Regions from separate parts of the Mus musculus genome. Here region 1 is linked to region 2. Evidence: chromatin loops called from intact Hi-C (ENCODE). Cell type or tissue: heart. All regions are shown on one strand.

Region 1 (2,500 bases), 380 kb after region 2:
AAGCTGTCCTCTATTCCCCACACATGTGATGTGGCCTGAGCTCACCCATACCATGCACACATGCACATAAATAAATAAAAATAGAAAAGAAGGCCCTGTCTGTGAACTGGGAAATAAGCCCTCACTAGACACAAAATCTGCCTGGTGTCTGACTTTTGATCCATATATGGTGTTTTTAACATGGAGACTATAGCACTTTGTCATAGCACATGGATAGATAAGTACAGAAGTTAGAAAATAGATTACCATTATTATTTATAACTGCTTTTAGAAGCAATAGCTTGGCCTTCAATCCAACAATCAGTATAAACAAATAATAGAAAGATACTTATTTTCTTTTGAGACAGAATCTCACGTAGTCCAGGCTGGCCTTGGGCTCTCTGTGTAACTGAGGACGACTTTGAACTCCTGAGTCTCTTGCTTTCGTCTCTCCATGCTGAGGTTACAGATGTGTGACCATTTCTACAATGCTGGGGATGGAGCCCAGGCTTTGTGCGTGTTACACACTTCCTACCAGCTGATCTGCACCCCTGCCTGGGCCCTGCTCCTGATTTTTGAGATATTATGCAATGGCAGCTCATCTGAAACAAACTGGCCCAACAGAGCATTCAGGCACAGAAGCTGAAGGCAAAAGTCATGGTAGAAAGCTTTTCATTGATATGACCTTCATGTTTAATGTATGGATATCCGGGCCACAGCAACCTTCTCCTGACTTTCCACTAAAACTTCAGCTTTGGGAGATGTTTCCAAGGACATTACTTTGGAAAACAATGAATTGACCAGTTTTTAATACTTGGAATCCATGAATGTTAACAATGGGTGCACTGGAGTTCAGAAACAACCCCAGACCCAGCTGAGTCAATTTTTCCCCACTGTAGTGGTGAGGATGAGAGGCAAGAACTTTATTACTGAGTTATGCACTAGCTAGATATGGGTCTATATATGTCAGGTATGCCTGTGAGCATGCCTGTGTGTGTATGGAATGAGTTCTGGATTGTTAGTTGATATAGGAAGACTCAGCCCACTGTGGGTGGCACCATTCCTTAGGCAGCAGATCCTGAATGAGCAAGGATTCTATTCTGCCTGCTCTTGGCTGTGGATGGTGTTTGAAGCTTCTGCCTTGACCTTCCTGAAGTAACAAAATATAACCTGGAATTGCAAGCCAAACAGACCCCTTCTTTCCTAGGCTGCTTTGTGTCCGGGTATTTTATCACAGCAACAGAAATGAAACCAGAACAGCAGGTCAGTTTGACTCATTCAGTTTTCTTGTAGAATGAGTTGGTTTAGGGGGATGATGCTCCCATCTAGTGGTGAGAGAATGATTGCACACAGTTTTGTGAGCTCAGTGGAAAATGCAAGAGTTATCAAAAGCAAGAGTCAGTCAGATCCTAGATACTTCATCATATAGCCATTTGCAACATCCCAGTGAAGTTGTCATCATAGCCCCTGTCTCACAAAGAGGAAGATAACTCCTCAAGAGCCCAGGAAATGACTCAATAAAGTGTTTGCCATGCAAGTGTGCAGACCTGAATTTGATCCCAAGAACCCGAGTTCCAGCCACAGAACACACTTTTTAAAAAGCTGGGTTTGGTGATGAACATCTGTAATTCCAGAATGGAGGAGGCAAAGACTGGAGACTCCATTGGTAACACGGCTGGCTACCTTAGCAGAATCAGCTACTTCCAGGTACTAATAAAAGACCTTATCTCAAAATAAATAAGTCAATAAATAAAATTTAAAATAAACAAAAAGTTGTAGTTTCTGATGAAGAACACTCAAGATCACCTTCTGGCCTCCATAAGCAAGTACACACGTGAGCGTGTACTTGAATACACACACACACACACACACACACACACAGAGAGAGAGAGAGAGAGAGAGTGAAGAACACTCAAGATCACCTTCTGGCCTCCATAAGCAAGTACACACATGAGCGTGTACTTGAATACACACACACACACACACACACACACACACACACACACACACAGAGAGAGAGAGAGAGAGAGAGAGAGAGAGAAAGAGACAGAGAGACAGAGAGACAGACTCACTCACCCCATGAACTATAAAGAAAAAGATGAATATTTCAGCAAAATTATATGATCTGTTAATTCTCTCTCTGAGCCACCAATTAGTCAGCATTACATTACTTTTAAAAGGCATGGCCTCTGATTCCTGGTCTCCCAGCCTCCGTAAGCTACGGTGCTAACATACCCCAGGAGGCCAGCAGTTCCCAGCTTACCTCTGAGTGGCTTCCACCATAGAGGGGTCAGACATGGAGGAAAACACCAGGGGCTGGAACTTCTTCCAGTTCATGATTCCAGGAATTATATCCTGTGATGAAAGTTGGAGCAGGGTCAGGATGCAGAAAGACGACAGTGTTAGCTGCAAGAGCTAATATCGACTGTTAACTTGACAGACTCTAGACTCATCTAGGAGACACATCTTTGGGAATGTTTCTGAGGATTTTTAAAACTTGGATTAACTGAAGTGGGAAGAC
Region 2 (2,500 bases):
AAATATAACCAACTTAAATTTTCTCCTATTAGATGTTCTGAAAGCTGCAACTAAGAAGTAATTCCTCACCTGGTCACAGCATCTACCAAGAATGGTGCTGGGGGGGAAATCAGTGAGAATCCATCTTTCTGACTACATTCATCTGTCCCTGCCAAAGATGCTCCATATCCTGCAAGCCCATTGGAGATGGTAGCACTCTGCTGTGGAAGAGGAAGGAATAACAGTCAGATAACAACCTTGCAGCTTCACATCAGTGTCACTGACTGGAGCAGGAAAGAGGCTCTGATGTCCCCAGGTGTTTATGTGTATGGGTGTTTTGTCTGCATATATGTCTGTATACCACATGTGTGTGTGGAGCCTGCCTGTGGAGTCCAGAGAGGAGAGTTAGATCCCCCGGAACTGGAGTTACCAATGGTTATGAGCTGCCACGTGGGTGCTGGGAATCAAACCTAGGCCCTGCAATAAAGTAAGTACTCCTGACCACCAAGTCAGCTGCCCCAGCCCCTTCTACCTCAGAGTTTTATTTTTTTATTCTGTCTGAATCATGCAGCATTTACAGAAAAGTTGAGCCACAAAACTGAAGCCATTAAATTAACAGAGCTTTGATAATGGCCCCAATACTTGTAGGAAAAACAAGAACTTGAGAATCCTTTAATAGTCTGAAATGGTAACCAAAAGAAGAATCATAAAGAGTATGAACTTACTGGAATAATCCACCGGGGTGTGATCATGGATGGTGAAGACACCTAAAAAAAAATCATAGCCACTTACTTTTAGGGAAGACTGGCTTATTACATCCATAATATTTTTCTACTGTGAAACACACCTCAGGAATGCAGTTCCCAATGAGCCTCTTGAGCTAACTAACTCTCAACCCAGGCTTCTGCAACACTCATACTACTTAATAGACTGTCAGGAAAAGCTATAACTCAAGAATGCTACAGCTACCTGTTACCCCTTTTATTACTCCCCCTCCCTCCCTCTCTCCTTCCTTCCTTTCTTCCTTCTTTCCTTCTTTTCCTTCTTTTTCTTTCCTTCCTTCCTTCCTTCCTTCCTTCCTTCCTTCCTTCCTTCCTTCTTTCTTGTGTCTTGAAACTTTCTTGGCTGTCTTGAAACTGGCTTGGTAGAGCAGACTGGCCTTGAAGTTAGGAGATACATCTGTCTCTGCTCCTCTGCTTCCTGAGTGCTGGGATTAAAGGCAAGTGCCATCACTGCCTGGCTCGTTTATTACTTTTAAAATCTTTAAATTATATTGAATTATTTGTGTGTCTGTGAGTGTACACACACACACAACACAGGAGCTGCCAGTGGACACTGGGACCCTAGAAGGACTTATGGTGTCCACTCTGGCTGACTCCCAGGCACTGGAGTTTGTTTATCATAGGAGCATCTGAACATGGCTAGTCTGCAGTCTGAAATGAGTGGAGGGTTAAAATAGTGTTGGATACACAAGGTCCAGAGATTAGCAATGTCATAATTAAGATCCTATCAGTTCCATCCCAGGTTTATCCTAAGGTCCAGAGATCCAAGTCTACAGCTGTTCATCAACAAGATGGTGATACCTGGTGTGGTCTTAGTCTGATTTTACAAACTATATAAACCAAAGGAGACATGAGAAGAATAATCAGGAATAAACACAGAACATCAGGAAGAGGATGAGAGTCCTTTAAATGTGGTCACATCTGGGGCAGCTGTGATTGTTCCACTAGCATGTCAGTCACTCACACAGAGACCTGTAAAGCATGGGCCGCTGTTTGTTTTATATTATTCATTATTTTAATTTTTGTTATGCTTGTACACAGGGTGTTTGAGACCATTCAGGTGGCCAAAATCAATCACTTTAAAAACAAACATACAAAAGGGGTCTGGTCCTCAGAGGTCACCAGGTTTGGGAAGAAACTCTGGCTCATTTGGCCAGCTGTTGTGGCATCTAGATAAGTCAAAGGCCTTGCTTGACCACAGCTTTGCTTACAATCATGAAGGATATTTCTCCTCTGTGTTGACCTTCCTCTTTGTAGAATGGAGAATGGCTGGAGTCCACCCAATGGGGTGGGTAACCTCCAGTTAATAGCTAAACTACAGCTCTGGAAATGAGTATGAAAAAGGAAAACCAACAAAAAGAGGCCAACAACCCACTAGCTACCTTCCACACAGGAAACTAAATTAGTATCAATATGGGGCGCTATCCAATATAACTTATATAATTGAAACACTGAGACAACTCATTAAACTGGTCAAAATTAGAAAGTCAGATAAGGGTAAGCGAGCTAGCTCATGGGATAAAGGCCTTGTGGGTAAGCCTGACCATCTGAAGGGGATACCTGCCACACACATCATCTGAGGAAAGAAAAACTCCTGTAAGTTGTTCTCTGAACCCACATGAACAGTGGCACACAGACATAAACACATGATACATAAACAAATGCCAATAAAGTTTTAGAAGTCAGACAACTCAGGTGTGGTAGAGACTCACACCTGTAATCTCAACAGTTGGAAAGTG

The links. Peaks named below come from ENCODE experiments on the same cell type or tissue, not always from the same donor. Only the 100,000 strongest peaks of a DNase experiment are listed, where the experiment ranks them.
Region 1: a loop joins it to region 2, with 8 times the contacts of the local background. A loop is called at or near these places in 19 of 42 quality-filtered maps.

The regions. Positions count from the first base shown.
Region 1 is chr1:119,928,647-119,931,146 of GRCm38, forward strand. It overlaps Cfap221 (cilia and flagella associated protein 221), which reads right to left. Exons shown (of 24, transcript NM_001115074.2): 21 at 2,243-2,334. Among named protein-coding and RNA genes, the nearest start is that of Tmem177, 17 kb to the left of the region's middle. In heart, a CTCF peak has its summit at 1,313 (motif pointing left); no DNase peak of the experiment used is centred here.
Region 2 is chr1:119,549,818-119,552,317 of GRCm38, forward strand. Epb41l5 (erythrocyte membrane protein band 4.1 like 5) reads right to left here. Exons shown (of 25, transcript NM_145506.4): 23 at 705-746; 24 at 70-200. Among named protein-coding and RNA genes, the nearest start is that of 3830432H09Rik, 15 kb to the left of the region's middle. In heart, no CTCF peak of the experiment used is centred here; no DNase peak of the experiment used is centred here.